Linked DNA regions of Homo sapiens: region 1 is linked to region 2. The links are chromatin loops, found by intact Hi-C in ENCODE. Cell type or tissue: Caco-2. All regions are shown on one strand. Links, peaks and the distances in the headings refer to the core of each region. The heading gives the core; the rest is flanking DNA.

The links. Peaks named below come from ENCODE experiments on the same cell type or tissue, not always from the same donor. Only the 100,000 strongest peaks of a DNase experiment are listed, where the experiment ranks them.
Region 1: a loop joins it to region 2, with 9 times the contacts of the local background. A loop is called at or near these places in 1 of 110 quality-filtered maps.

What each region holds. Positions count from the first base shown.
Region 1 is chr13:60,269,221-60,277,567 of GRCh38, reverse strand. It overlaps the pseudogene TARDBPP2. Among named protein-coding and RNA genes, the nearest start is that of LINC00434, 5.3 kb to the right of the region's middle. In Caco-2, for the core only: no CTCF peak of the experiment used is centred there; a DNase peak (open chromatin) is centred at 3,437.
Region 2 is chr13:59,687,411-59,695,757 of GRCh38, reverse strand. All of the region lies in intron 27 of DIAPH3 (diaphanous related formin 3), which reads left to right. Among named protein-coding and RNA genes, the nearest start is that of DIAPH3-AS1, 320 kb to the left of the region's middle. In Caco-2, for the core only: no CTCF peak of the experiment used is centred there; no DNase peak of the experiment used is centred there.

The sequences.
Region 1 (8,347 bases), core at 45-8,044, 580 kb before region 2:
TAACAGAAGAGAACACACACCATACAGCATTCACAGCAGTTGACAAAGGGGTGGGGGGGGGGGGTACAAGTATCGTTTTACTTAACACATTCAACTAATGTGGGTTATCTAAGAACAAAAACTCATTTAAGGTCTTCCAACAGATGTGGATGTGCTTTGAATGCAAAAAACATTTGCACATTATTTGCTATCATTGCTTTCTGCACACTCTTTCACCGAAGCCACAGGATTGAGAGACATAGCTCACCAAGTTAAAAAATATCCATTATGCACCACCAAGTCTCTGCACGCACTTTCTCCCTTTCTTGCTCATACTAGCCTTTCATGCTTTGGCACCACCAGCAATCCCACACAAGGTTTCAAAAGTTCAAACAGCCTTCTGGTTCCATATCACAGCCTTGCGTTCATAGCGTTGATACAACTCCATGAAATAAAGAGTAGTGGATAAAAATCAAAGACACGGCCTGTGATGCGTGATGACGAATTCTTGAATGAGAAAGGATGTAGACAGAAGTATTCCTATGGCAGAATATTTACAGCACTACTTTCAATGAAATGCTTGTTCCATAAACATTTGAAGTGAGATGAACTGCAGAGAATAAATGAAGGCTTCATATTGTGCTTTTGTATATGAGGGGAGACAAATGTTAAAAAACAAAACAAAAGAACCAAACACTGTGACACCATGATCTCCCAAAAGGATATTTTCTTAAGGAAAAAAATTCATATGGTGGGGTTCACATTAAAACAAGGAGTAAAGAATGTAGTTCTAATCCATGGTTTCCATTTTGAAAATGCAAAGAATTCACTTGACAAGTCCAGGGATAAAATATTACAGGAGAAACTCTTTGATATCAATTGTAGTGTGTTGGTTTACCAATCAGGCAAACAGCAGTTCACTTTCAACCACTCAATATTTCAACCTTTCATGTAACAAAACTTATTTTTATTTATATATTTTTTTTTATTTTTTGAGATGGAGTCTCACTCTGTCACCCAGGCTGGAGTGCAGTGGTGCGATCTTAGCTCACTGCAACCTCCGCCCCCCACATTCAAGCGATTCTCCTGCCTCAGCCTACTAAGTAGCTGGGATTACAGGCACCTGCCGCTGTGCCCGGCTAACTTTTGTATTTTTAGTAGAGACGGGGTTTCACCATCTTGGCCAGGCTGGTCTTGAACTCCTGACCTCGTGATCCACCTGCCTCAGCCTCCCAAAGTGTGGGGATTACAGGCATGAGCCACCGTGCCAAGCTCTTGTAACAAAACTTATAAAATTCCTTTAGCTCTTCATATGTATATGTATACTTTAAGTTCTAGGGCACATGTGCACAACATGCAGGTTTGTTACATATGTATACATGTGCCATGTTGGTGTGCTGCACCCATTAACTTGTCATTTACATTAGGTATACCTCCTTACTGCTGAATATACTCCACACTGAACAAACCAATTTTGAAAATTCTTAGTACATATGTATTTTTACAATATACTTATCATGAGTTTAGAAAAATTTGAATTCCCACCATTCTATATCAACCAACCACAACCCCACTGTCTACATTCCCCAGCCAGAAGACTTAGAATCCATGCTTGAGCCAAAGCCTCCATTAAAACCACTGCCCGACCCTGCATTTGATGCTGATCCCCAACCAATTGCTGCACCAGAATTAGAACCACTATAGGAGTTATTTCCAGAACCGAAGGCCTGGTTTGGCTCCCTCTGCATGTTGCCTTGGCTTTGGTTATTACCCGATGGGCCTGACTGGTTCTGCTGGCTGGCTAACATGCATATCATACCCCAACTGCTTTGTAGCACTGCCTGGGCTGCAGCCATCATGGTTGGATTTATGCTGAATGCACCCAAGTTTATCCCACCACCCATATTACTACCTTGATTGTTTCCCAAAATAGCTCCACCCCCTCTACTATTACCACATTCACCCTGATTCCCAAAGCCACCTGGATTACCACCAAATCTTCCACTTCTTTCTGTCTATTGCTGTTGTGCTTAGGTTCGGCATTGGATATATGAATGCTGATTCCTTTAATGATCAAGTCCTCTCCACAAAAAGACTGTGCAACCTGATCATCTGCAAATGTAACAAAGGCAAACGTCCTGAATGGCTTGAGGATGACGACATCCACCACTTCCCCGTACTGACAGAAGAACTGCCGCAGCTCATCTGCAATCATGTCCTCTGTTCAGCGCCCCACTTTCATGCTTCTCAAAGGCTTATCTGGGCTTTGCTTAGAATTGGGAAGTTTACAGTCACACCATCGTCCATCTATCATATGTAGCTGTGACATTACTTTCACCTGTGTTTCATCTTCCGTAAAACAAACGAAGCCAAACCTCTTTGAATGACCAGTGTTAGTATCTTTCTTGACCTGCACCATAAGAACATCTCCAAAGGTACTTAAATATTCTTTCAGGTCCTGCTCAGTTGTTTTCCATGTGCGACCCAACACTACTAAATCAGATGTTTTCTGGACTGCTCTTTTCACTTTCACAGCTGATGAAGCATCTATCTCATCCATTTCTCTTTTGTTATCTTTAGGATAGTTGACAACATACACCAGATTTCCCAGCCAGCATCGGGGGCATGAAGAATTCCTTCTACCAACCGGACACCTCTCATACACTGAGACACTGGATTTCTGTAGCGAAGCCCACACACCCCTGGAAACTGGGCTGTAACCATGGACAGCAGCACCGTCCCATCGTCTTCCGATGGTATTTCAATGGGCTCATCCTTCTCATCTTCGGTACGCGAATATATTCAGATATCTTTTACTTTTCTGCTAGGCCACTGCTGGGAAGCATGACAGGGACACCAAGGCAGCGACCGCTTTGCCCCCACTTTTAAGCGTTTTATATAACATTTTATATAACACAACATTTCCTAGACCAAGTGATAAAAGGCCAGCCAATATCCAGAGGTTTATTAGGTGGTTTGACAGAACAGCTTTGTCTAGCAAGGGATGATGTTGATTAGGCAGGGCAATGAGATTTTTCTCCCAGGAATTTGAAAGTGAAATAAAAAACAGAGTTGAGCAATTAGCAGAGGGGTTGAAGGTAAAAGGACTGCAGAGAAGGCCATTTGCAGAGGCCATTAATGCCATAGTCATAAAGTATAAAATGCACATGTAGAAAGAAATTCCTCAGAAACAACAGGAGACAGAAGTTAAGTCATGTTAATCACAAAATACCAGAATACAAACCTTCTCCATGAGGCCTTGAGGTAGGCCTTTTTCTAATCCCCTGAGGCACTTGCTCTCCTCATTCCCATATGTTTTTTCACCATAAATGTTTTGTTTATTGACATAACCTGAATTCTTTTCATAGAACCAACAAAGAGGGGCAGGATGGTCACTTATGGAGCTGCCTGTAAGGCTGAGAAAGTAACTTAGGCACCCTTATCATCTGATGGAGGACTGCTCCTGTCTCATGACTGACAAAAGGTGAAATTATGCAGATTTCACAATAATCATTGCATTCCTGAGGAAAGTCCTGTCTAAATAGCACCACCTTTTTGATGGAAAGGAGACACCTGGAGGTTGGCATGGATGTGCCTGGCAACAGCAACATGAGGAATCCAGGTGGATCCAGAACAACTGCCATCCTGAGAGCCTGAAGGAAGAAAGTCAGCCTTAGACTTACTCTTAGTACTTTCCCCTAGTTGATGCTGTGAGGCCTCACTTTCAAGACAAATGTACACCTTGAGTCCCTTCTCTTGGTTAACTGAGTCTAGAAGAAAGACGCCAGAAGGAAAGAGTCTCTTAGAGTCCTTGACAGAACAGACTTGCTTTGACCAGTGTTGGGCTCCCACTAGGAACTCATTCTCTCAGGGAAAATCTGGTCTAAAATAATTAGAAATAAGATGGGGAGTGAAATTCCAAATAACTCAAGCAGCCTTATTTGTGAAATGGTGGACTGTGGTAGAAAGTACTGGGGCAAGAATTTAGAGCCTATCTGTGACTAAGAGCATCTCACTTCACCCCTCTGGGCCTCAGTTTCTTCATGCCCTCTGCTACCTGCAAGCTAAAGACCCAGGAAAGCTGGTGATATCAATCCTACTCTGAGCCCAAAGGCCTAAGAACTGGGAGCATTAATGGGGTAAGTCCTAGTTTAAGGGCAGGAGAAGATCAATGCCTCAGCTTAAGTAGTCAGGTATAGAGAAATAATTCAACCTCACTTCACCTTTTTGTCATATTTGGGCCCTCAACAGGTTAGAGAATGCCCACTCACATTGGGAAGGACAATCTGCTTTACTTAGTCCACCAATTCAAATGCTAATTTCTTTCAGAAACACCCTCACAGACATGCCAAGAAATCATGTTTAACCAGATATCTGAGTATCCCACACCCCAGTCAAGTCAACGTATAATTAACCATCACACTGCCCATAGGTAAGAAATAGTTCATGGATTATTTACTTATTTATTACCTCTTTCTAAAAATGATCTAAGACAGATTTATATAATCATAGTTTTTTGGTTTGAAGAACCTTCCAAAGTTTTTAGAACCATCACTCAACTGAGATATGTAACATATATTTGTATACTACCCAAAAATGTGAGAACGTTCTCACATTTTTGGATAGCATTCTTCAAAATGCTATTCATTTACTCATCTATTAAACAAATATATAGTCACATTCTACAATGTACTTGGAACTATGGTAGCTGCTGGGAATATAATGAGGAATAAGATGTGGTCCCCACACTCAAGCAGATTTTCCTCCAGTAAAAAAAGATGGGGTTGGGCGTGGTGGCTCACTCTTGTAATCCCAGCACTTTGGGAGGCCAAGGCAGGCAGATCACCTGAGGTCAGGAGTTCAAGACTAGCCTGGCCCACATGGTGAAAGCCCTTCCCTACTAAAAACACAAAATTAGCTGGGTATGGTGGCACATGCCTGTAATTCCAGCTGAGGCCAGAGAATCGCTTGAACCCGGGAGGCAGAGGTTGCAATGAGCCAAGATTGCACCACTGCACTCCAACCTGGGCAGCAAAGTAAGACTCGTATCAAAAACAACAACAGCAACAACAAAAAGATGGAAAAGTAAACAGCCAAGTACAATACAGCGTGATGAGTTCATTGATTAGGTATGCACAGAGGGTGCCACATAGGAGTGTACCCACAAGGAGGAATAACACTGAGTCTTGGGGTGTTGCGGACCAGAGGAAGAAAGAACGAGTTAGTAAGGCAAGGGTAGAAATGGGAAGTGTGTGGGGGTGGGTGCACATGGATATATGCACAATATGTGTGTGCATGCAAACTTGTTCTCTTTTTTTACTTCTATATGTGTGGATTTTGAGGGAAGCTGGTTTCAGGCAGAGAGCTACATGTGCAGAAGCCCAGGAGTTAGGAAGAAATGGTGACTTAGGAAAGTGGCAAGTAGTTCTTTGTAAATAGAGCTTAAATGTGGGGAGCAAGAAAAGGTTAGAGATTGAAGCAGGGGCCCTTGAGCATTTGGATTTTGTTTTTGTGGTAATCAAAAGTTATTGAAGGCTTTTAGTGGGGGAATCAGGTTTTCCTTTTTGGAAATATTACTTTGTCTGCAATGTGGATGAAAGAATTGAAGCAGCAAAGCTGAAGGCAGGAAGACCAGCTCTGAGACAGTTTCAGAAACTCAGATGAAAGATAATGGAATTTTGCATGAAGTGGTGTCAGTGAGGATGGAGGAGCTGCCCTTGGCACCCGCAAGCAGATAGTCCAAGCAGATCTGTCCCCAAGGCAGATACAGGCTGCCTTCCTCTATTCTCTCACTGAATACAATACGTATTGTTTGCATTTATCATGATCTGTTATAATTGTTTGCTTGCATGTCTTTCCCACTGGACAGTAACTTCCTTGAAGTGAATAAGTGCTGATTTCCATCTTGCATCTAGTTTCTCAGAGCTCTACCCGATACCTGGCAGTTTCTTCAATGTTTGTTGAAGGAGAAACATGCATCCCTTAAACGTTTCACCCATTTTCCTAGTTCTACCACTTGGCAACTGTAAGACACATATTTAAACCCACTTTCTATTTATTTTATTTTATTTGTTTGAGACAGAGTCTTACTCAGTTGTCCAGGCTGGAGTGGAGTGGAACAATCTTGGCTCGCTGCAACCTCTGCGTCCCAGGTTCAAGTGATTCTCCTGCCTCAGCCTCCCAAGTAGCTGGGATTACAGCTTTTGTATTTTTAGTAGAGACAAGATTTCACCATGTTGGCCCGGCTGGTCTCAAACTCCAGACCTCAAGTGATCCACCCGCCTTGGCATCCCAAAGTGCTGGGATTACAGACGTGAGCCACCACGCTCAGCCTCAGCCTCCACTTTCTGTTTAAAGTCTCTTCAGAGCTCCCCTTTCCACTTCCAGGGTCAACGACTTAATCCTTTCAACAGTTCTTTGTCTGACTTAGTTTTGAATCCTTCATAATCCTACTTCCAGTTTACCAACTTATACCAAACTCCCAGGACAGTGCACTTGATTTCTGGTATCTTGGAAGATACAAGCCAAGCTCCAGAAGGTAAGTGAGATGGAAGAACCTAGCCTATACTGTTAACCAATGTTTATCTGCAGTTTGCATGATCTTCTTTTCCAAAGACTAAGCTAAAGACTAAAGCAAAGAGAAAGCACTTTAAGGAAATGAACAATTTCCTCATACATTCTACGAGAATGTCCTCTATGTAAAGATTGGGGAAGGAGTGAGAAGCTGTGGAGGAAGGTTCCAGGTAGGCAGGAGTGAATCCAGCCCCACTAACAAAGAACAAAAGGAAATGCAAGCAGTTGAAATGAGAACCCAAGAGGGTCTACATTGCATTTTATCCCTTAGGCTGCCAAAGCACAGAGTATCAACTTCAATCCCACTCACAAGTTACCCAACCATCTCTCTCCCACAAAACTAAAATATTTAACATTCCTTGTTATTTTTCTTTAGATATACATGTATAAGCACAGACTTTCTGGCTGGAGAAGGAGAGAGACAGCAATATTGAAGAATAAAAGTTCCATTGTTCTGTTGCTTCTAAAGTAAATGATGGAAATTATAAGCTAATTTACATATGGGAGATTAGCAGAGTATCCCTTTATTCCTATTAATATATTTTCCCTTCCTAATTATAAAGATTTGAATCTTTTTAAAACAACTTTATACAAAACATTTGTGTGGATATAAGAATTGCATGTTAAATGCTAATTCTGGATGAGTTATTTGCATAACCTTACAAAGGAGCTAAATTGCTTGTATTTAATAATAAATAGAGAGTTTAAAAAGGATTGAGGATATCTTGAGAGAATGTGAAACAGAGAAAAAATTTGCTTCTATTTTAAGATATGGAACTTTTTTTCCACTTCGAATTTAAAACTACTCTCCACCCTCTAGGGAAAACTTGTCCTAACTTTCCGATAAGCTTAATATTCCAAGTCTCCTGTAACATGACAATTCAAATACGTTGAAGGTGAAGAGCTAATCTGTTTTTAAATGAACATGGATAATTTTCAAAAGACAATAAACTGCTTCTAAAATAGTTTTGCATTTGAAAAGTGAAGACTTGAAGATTATAGATTCTGCATATGTTAGCAAAATAAAGAGAATTGTGGAAATTATCCAGAGAATTCAGGGAGAATCAAAATTTATGAAGAAAAAAAGATTAAAGTCTTTTTTTAAAGTATGAGATTTGACAGTGCTCATGAATCAGATAGTAGTCATCACTCCTGCAGGAGAAACATGATAGTAGGTGAAATACACATGAAATAAGTATGATAAATACTTCTAAATTTGATTTGATGTTTATGCTCTTTGAAATTAAGAACCAGCCTCTTCCTTACCAGTATTCAATACAGTAGGCAGTTTATCTTTCTTTCTCCCCTTCTACCCTTAACTCTTTCCTTAATTGACACCATCCTCTCTTGGGTTTCCTTCTATCTCTCTGCCAAATCCTCCTCACACTCCTTGTGAACCCCTATCTCCTTTTGACTTCTAATTGTTGCGTTTCCCCAGGATTTAGTCCTGAGCTCTCTTTTCTTCCTTATTGCCCTCTTTCTAGGGGATCTCTTCAGTTCCCATGACTTTAAATTCCATTTATATGCCCCCGAATACCAACTTTACACCCAAAACCTCTCCTCAGAGTTCTGGTTTGCAGGTTCCTGCTAGCTATCTGCTCTCAGACATCTCCCAGCATCTCACAAGCAACAAGGCAGTCCCAAACCACACAATCAAGGCAACCCACCACTCTTATCTCCCCAAACTCCTCCACTTCAGCAACGATACTCATTCTGGTTACACCGTATCAACACAATCTCTCTGTCATTTCTACATTGAAAATGTACATCGAATCCTTCCACTGTTCTTCACTTC
Region 2 (8,347 bases), core at 253-8,252:
GCTGGTAAAAGTTTTAGTACTAACTTCTTAAGTACATGTTTTAGTCTTCAGAAAGGGTAAAGTGTACATTTCAGTATTAAAACCATTAATCCAGCTTGGTTGTATATTGACATTTCACTTTTTAGCAGATCATTTACCTGACTGGAGATCTCTCTTCTTTGTTAAGAATGTTGCTTTTACAGTTTTCTGATACTTAGGAGAGGAGACCATGGCCATTTAATAGAACTAATATTTGTCTAGTGACTTTTCTACTGTGCTTTGTGCATTGTATTATCTCATTTAATGCATTCTACCTTTTATTTCTGTTTGAAGGGAGGAACCATCTGGATTGTAACAGCAAGTTCTTTTCAAGCACAAAAGTTCCAGGAGAGAGAGAATATAGATTTAGTATTATTCCTCCTGGCATTCCTCATTCTAACTTTTGCCATCACCTGAGTTCCAGCATTGGGGAAGACAAAAGCACCAGGGTGCACATCTTTAAAGACATTTATGCTGCTTGCCTTCAAGTAAATATCAGCTACAACCAGGAATATTAGACTGTCTCCCTTTTCCCTGTAAAGTGGGCCTTTAATGGGATGGCCACACTTTATTGATGGGAATCCTGTGTTCAAGTTGAGATCACAGGTACAAATGAAGCCTAACTAGTAACCTACAAAATATATGCACTAGAAGCTATGGCAGTGGTTCAAAGTTAGAAAGATGATTAGTATATTCATTTTTATCGACTGTAGCACTTTATGATGCTTATGGAAATATTCTTAGTAAATTATTCAATCAAATAAATTTTACATGAGGGTTTTACTAACAAGTCTAAAAAATTATTTTCAACTAGATTCAGTCAGACAGATGGATTTTGTTCTCCAGGTGGTTGCGTATTTTTTGCTTGATAACCTATTTGGCAGCACTCTTTTGAACCTGTGAATATTTATATTTTAGGGCCCTCTCAATAATTAAGAAATCCACTTTCAGTACCAGATGTTTCCAATGACTGAACAACTTTGTTTCATTCTACAACTGTAACTTTTTTTTTACTTTGTTTGTGTTTTCAATAATATTTTCCCAAGAACCAGGAACAAAGGAAGCATTTACTAAAGTCATATGTTCACTAAGAAACTTTATAAAGGCTAATTTACTTTATTAAGCAGAAATGTAGGCATCCCAAGAGCATTGTTTATTTTAACAATCAAGCGTTTTAGAAGCTATAAAAATTAGCTAGTTTATAATGTTTTCAGTGACTTTTCTTCTTAAGTTGTTGAAGTACCCAACTAAGACACAAATTTAATTTCAGAAACTATGAAATTATGCTTTCCTGTAATGTATTATCTAACCTTTGGATGAAAAGCTTTAAATTTTTCAACTAAGAACTGTGCAACAAATGAAGAGTAAAATAACTTCCTTTATAGTAAACTAGACCAAAATCAGTGTATCAACCTCATACACTTATTCTCGGAATAAACCCTGACCTGAGACGAGATTTTCATTCTATAGCAAATAAATCTTGAGTATCCTGTGATGGTTGGAGTCATACACAATTATCTGAGTTTTTACCAGTCTCCTATTTCATTTTACCTTGACTAAGTCCATTCTTCGATTATTTTTCTTGATGTCACTGAGGCTAACTATTGGTTCTTAATATTTCAAAGACAAAAATATATAATATCTTTCATATCTGTCCTTTCTTATAATGGTAGACAAATTGAAAGTGGAGTATTTGGTGACTTTGGTTTATATATAGCACCACAAGAACAATTAGGGATCACAAGAATGAAGTCACTTATTTGAAGAATCACATTTTAGGATATTACTAAGATTTTTCTTTATGTTGAATTTAGAAGGTTGTATACTAAACATGTCATCATTTCATAATTTATTTCAGAAACTATTTCCTTGAAAATTCACTTTTGGCCTTGCTTTCTAAATGAGGATTATAAGGATCATTTAAAATTCAGATTTAAAAATATAATTCCCTATATAAATTAAAGCTTCAAGTTTATTCTGCAAGTAAGAAACTCAAATTTATCATATCATTTTACAATAATTTTCTTTCTCTTTTTATTAAAAACATTATCATTTTTACTGTTTTTGAGATATCCCATCACGTGCTTCATGAATTTTGCATAAACTTTGTGACTTTTTTCTAAGATTGGGAAATACGCTGTTTTTGTTCCGCAATGAGTTTCCATGTGAGATTGCAAATAATTCCGATACTATATAAAGACCATCCAAGAGCATCTACTTTAAATTGTCTTTACAAGTAGGAGAGAGGGATTTGCACTGATAATTTTCCTAATTCCTTGGAATAATGTCATACACTTTTAAGCCTGAGTTTTGACAATCAGAATCAGACAAAGAACTGAGTTTCATGATATCAAAGAGCTTATAAAAGGACATCTGGCCAGCCCATACTCCTACCTAACATCTTTTAGTGGCTTCCTGTAGTTCTTTGAATAAAATAATAAAATAATAAAATCTCAGTTCATACAATGTCCCAGAACACCCTCACCCACAGGCCCAGGCTACCTCTTCCGTCTCAGTCCAGTCACTCTTCTCTTTGGTCACTACTTTCCAGTCATAAGCGCCTTCCACCGGAGGCCTTCACGCTGTTCCCTCTACCTGGAATGCCGTTCTTCCACTAAACCTGTCTTGCTAACTCTTTCTTGTTCTGTTCTGAAATATAATTTTCTCATAGTAATTTTCCTGTGACTGCCTTCCCTCTAAAACTTAAATCAGGTCCCTTGTTACATTCATAATTGTACCCTTTACTTTTCCTTCATTGTACTTACAAGTTATAATTACATATTTGTTTGATTATTTGTTTAATGCCTGCCTTTGCCAATAGAATGTAAGCTCTGTGATTAAAGAAAGAGTTGGAGTCAGAAGAAAGATTTTATTATAATCAGTATTTCACACTTTTGACAGGTAAATTAGACCCAAAATAACTCCCAGGGAGCAATACACAGCCTGGAAAACATGAAACAAGGAGCGGCTGTTTGGTGTAATAAAGGAGGAGCACCAGGCTGAATTTTCAGAGGCCTAATAGAGTAGGTTATGGTTGATGGAGGTGGTGGTGGTGGGTCGATTTCTGCATGGCAAAAGAGTGTACCCTGACTATTTCACTGTGTCATTTGAGGCATATCTTTTGACCATTCTGGGCCTGTTTCCTTGTCATTAAAAGGAAACCTAAGGTTCTATGACTATAACATTGTCACCTTCAAACAGGAGAATGGAGTAAGGCTGGGCTTCAGCATTCTTTAGTGTCCAGAAGATGGATTATAGTTGTGAGCCTTACCAAGAATTCCAGACACAGCCAATAATATAGACCTTATTTGGTGTCGGGGGATGGGGGGGTTGGGGGTGTCAGTCAGGGAAGTAGGGGGATGTAAAAGGTCTGAAAAAAGGGATACAACTAGAAATGATTTAAATGACCTCTTTGGCTCAAAATTCATAATTATTTATTTACCATTCATACCTCTTATTAGCCCTCAAATGTTAAACCTCAACCTTCCTTTTGCCTCATCAGATTTCATAGATATATTCTCAGGTACTCAGAAAAATAGCTAAGCTATCAAGAGTAAAAGTTTGTATTCTTTTCTAAAAAAAAAAAAAAAAAAAAAAAAAAAGAATTTCTCAAAGCTATGAGTAATCTGTACCAAGTAATTAAAAAAATAAGTTTTATTCTAGTATTTTTATCAAAACCATAGAACAGAGAATACTGTGAACTATACATGGGGTATTCTACATTCTAAATTCTATACTTAGCTTTTTAAAATCCTTTTTGACTTGTCTTAGGCTGAATGAAGTATTTGAGTCCTAACATGAACATTGCATAAGCTTCACACTGAAGAGTCAGGATTATTTTTAACTAATGTTTACAAAGGATCAGTGGACTGTATCCTTTTGTTTATGTTATACATGAAAGAAATACAGTTTACATAGTCACAAACACCCTCAGTCAGCCCTCTGCAAATGGATTATGTACTTGAATATAAAAAAGTTTCTCACACATTTTAAATGCACTTGAGCTAAAACATTCTTTCCTCCTTGTTTACTTCTTTCCCTTTCTCTAGCTTTGCTTCCTGTCTTTTGCTTATTTTATTCGTTCTACATGCTTTAACTAAAATTGATCTATATACAGACTGAAATTTCAGGTTGAGTTTTATTCTGAATATTCCTTAATCATCATATGTTCACAGTGAGACCTTTTCTTGTGGTCAAAAAGATTATAATTTTGCTGATATAAAGCATATTAATTTAACAGAAGCAAGCATATGGAAATGGTTCAAATGTGCCAGGTTTTATTTTAACTACTGGTCTTTTACCATATTTCCTAAACACCTAGATATCAGTAAGTAAGCTTTTATAATCTTTGATCTGATCTCATAGTTCAGCAAAACATTGCTCAAGGTTGACAGTATGACCCATGGGGATAAAAAACAAGACTAATGATATGAGTAAGCAGAAATTCTTCTCTCTCATGCAGGGCAAGGGTCTGTGTAATTTTCTCAATCTAGTCATCCCCTTTCCTTTGGAAAATCCAAAAAGATAAGATAAGAAATTACTTAAATTTTTAATGACTAAAAAGCAACTGATAATTAACAGCCATCCTGCCTTCCTGTGTGTTGCTGCCATCATTCTCCCTAAACACCAGACCCTTTTACCTCCCAGCATTTTGTATTTGCTTCTTTTTCTACCCGCAATGCCCTACTATTCTTCTTTATTTGACAGACTCCTACTTACATGTCAAGACCCAACACAAATGTTACTTTCATAGTAAATCCCCTGGAGGTCTAGTTCCTCTGTCCTCTTTGCTTCTGCAGTATTTTTTCCCATAGCTCTATTTTAGCACTTATTTATAATTTATTTGTTTTAATAATTTGTTTCTCTCTGATAGATATGAGTGCCTCAAGGCCTAAGATCTTGTTCATCCTTGCATCCCTGGCCTCAGCACAATGGCTGGTAGATGCATAGTAGGCAATCCATTATTGTTTGCTTCAATTGCATGAATTAAGCAACCAATCACATGAAATGTCTGACCAACAATCTTCTACTTTGAAACCAGTGTATTCCCAAAGTTAATTTTTAAATCAGTTGTTTTGGAATTCACAAAGCAATTTCCCATAGAAAGAATGTTATAAATGGTGGTTAGGTTCCCAGGCTAGCCCTCAAGAGTCTATTTAACCCATAATGTAGCTGTAACACTATGCAGTTGTAATGAAAAATAGCAGAAAACAACACTGTTACAAATGTGCAATGTTTTCATTACATTAAGTAAATACAATTCCTCTTCTGTATAGAAAATGCAGTCTAGGGCAAATTATACCAACCAGCAAATGTAATATGATCTAGTGACAAGAGCAGGATGGCTGAACATAGGCCAAGCTCTTTCACTAATTTGCTTTATAAATTGTTTAACTTTACTATGCCTGAATTTCTGCATCTGTCCAGCCAACTTGGTAATTCTTGCCTGCTCATGCTGAAGAAAAGGTAAAGTAATGTATATAAGAATGCATTGAAACACATAAAGCCCTATAAAAATGCAGTGTATCATGGCATAAAGTGCTCACAGACAAATGAAATTAGACTGAATTTTGGACTTTTAATGGAGTGAAAAATAAAGGAGCAGAGTTGATGTTTCAACTTCAGTTGCCCAACCCCATCACCTGGAAGCTAGGTAACCATCATGTTATCCTTTCTTCACCATGAGCAAGTCGAAAACACATGAGTTAATATCTCTGGGCCTTGGTTTCCTCTTGGGTAAAGTGACATTGTGCAAATTAGATGACCTTCCAGTTCTTTTAATCTGGATGTCTGTGTTTAACATTATTTGGATAGAGTAGCAACTTTCATAGCATAAAAAAATGTCCTGGAAGGGTCATAATTATATGGTCTGAATTTCTTCAGTTTTCTGTGATCAGCTTACTTAAAGCATCACTTGCATAACATACATACACACACACACACACACACTGCTTAATACAGTTTTTTTTCTTAATCTGCCAAATCTGTCCGCCCTAAAACCAACTTGTCCCCCAACATCTGCCAAATCTTTCCACCCTAAAACCAATTTGTTCCCCACCGTCTGCCATCAAAATCAGCGTGGAAACCAACTTCTGTCAAATAATATCTCCATCCAAACCTGCAGAATAGCAGTCTTCTCGTTTCTTACTCAGAATTTTGCTTTCTTCCATGAAGAAGAAAGTTTTCCTTCATGATTTGCCTAAAAATTTCTCCTTGATTCTGGTGCACCAGATATATACTTGGGAAACTGTCTAATCAAATTTTATTCTCTATTAGGAGCCATCTGTTTGCTGATGACGACTCTGTTTGTTTTTTATTTTAGTGCAATCCATTTTCAATCCTTCATCGGTTTTATCATACCACCTGCACTTCCCATTTTCCCAGCTCATTCCTTCCTTCCTCTTGTGTGGGTGAAGAAGGAGACAGGGTGTGGACAGCAGGAGGCCGCCGTACTCCTAACAGAATACTTGAGGCTCAAATTCTTCTCTCTGACTGATTAGAATGCCTCTCTCCCCAGGTAGTCCAGGCCTTCTTTACTTTCTCCCCTGTATTTAAGCTTCCTCAGAAATCTTGTGGCCTTTCAGGAGACTTTCTTGCAGCAGAAGAAAGAAGGTGCTAAATTCTTGCAATCTTTAACTTTCTATAACAAGAGATTCACAATTATCTCTCCCTCAATCATTGCTTTCTTTCTGTGCCTGGGGATTGACTAGTACATAATAAAGATGAAACCCAGTCTACGTAGTTGATTGCTTTTTGGTGAAACTCTATTACATAAACATCTTCTATGTGAAATTTCCAACATAATTTGATACTAAAATGTTAGTATTAGTTAACCCATGTTATGTGAGTTTTTTTCATTGTCTTCATATATTCATCTGCATGAGTGTGGCCTGTCTTGAATCCTAACCATCCACTAAATGGGTACTTGGTAGCATTTTTAATAGATTTTTCCTTTACGTAAAGTTCCCTGCAAGTTGTTTCTGATGTATCTAATCCTATTGTTACTCAAAACTGAAATGAGACCCTGCCCTTATGAAGCATGATTTCACTTAAACTATCTCTAGGTGGACCTCACTCCACCAAAATTCTATTGTATTTATTATGTGCACAATTCATTTGACACTTGAGTGACACTAAAAATGAGTCAACATAAGCTCCTCTTTTGTCCCTGGTCCCTTTCAGACCAATGACAGTACCTTAAACTTCTTGGTGGTTCCTAGCTCTGTGTCTTATGCATATAGGTGCTCAATAAACATTTATGGATTCATTATTCATTTATGTTTGGACTTACTTGTGAGGTTGAAATGTTCAATTGATCCACTTTTTGACCTTTTCAGTTATTATTTTTTTGTCAGTGGTTTTGATTATTCAGGTGCACTTTTACCATCAATAGGTCATATCTATAAATAGAAGTCTAGAGACATTTTTAATATGTTTGGGGAAAGAATAAAGAAATTCAGATTTTAAAATTGCAGGTGAATATTGTGCTAGTGATTAGCTTGGCCAACATACTTTGAAACAATTTATCAAGCTGAGAAAAAGACAACAATAGAGCCATCCCTTATGACCACAATTTCTATGGCTTCCTTCAAAAATAGCCATTTTAAAGTTTTTGTTTCCTTCTTCTTTTAATCTCTCATGTTATGAATAATATTTAGCTGAACTCCCAAAGCAACTGGGGGAAGAAAATCTTTGGTATTGATTTTGGATAAAATATGAGACATTTACTTTTGTGAATGCTAATCTCTGAAGGCTTCAATACAATCTTTTGTTCTCTGGGTTCTTGTGTCATTCAAAGATTTAAATTTAGACACCAATATGTTTTTGACCACAAGAAAGCCCTCTGAAACACCTAAGTATTAAAGTTTTAGTTGTTAATATCTATAGGATTTCATTATTTTAATTACCATCTCAGCAATTCCCAGTGGGTAATAATGGCATGTGGTTGTCCTGCCTGTACTTCTATGGGCAGTTCATCGAATAATCATCCTTATGTTACACTACATTGTGGTTCATTGTCTCTCTGAACTTTTTATTTTATCCATATTTGCTTAGCAACCAAGTTATAATTGTTTAAAATTTATCCTAACATTCTCTGAGTTTTTTCAATATATCATTTCAAGACACTAAGAGGAGATGTCAGATTTTGTCCTGACGTCTTATCAAAAGGGTTAAAACTCTACTTCCTGTATTCTTAGCCTCATAAAATCCTTTCTTCCTATAAATTCCAAAATATGACTGATCACAAAGCATATTAATAGATCTAAAAATGGGTGTGTTTTCTTTAAAACTGTATTTGTTGGAGACAAATACTTATACTCCATCAAAA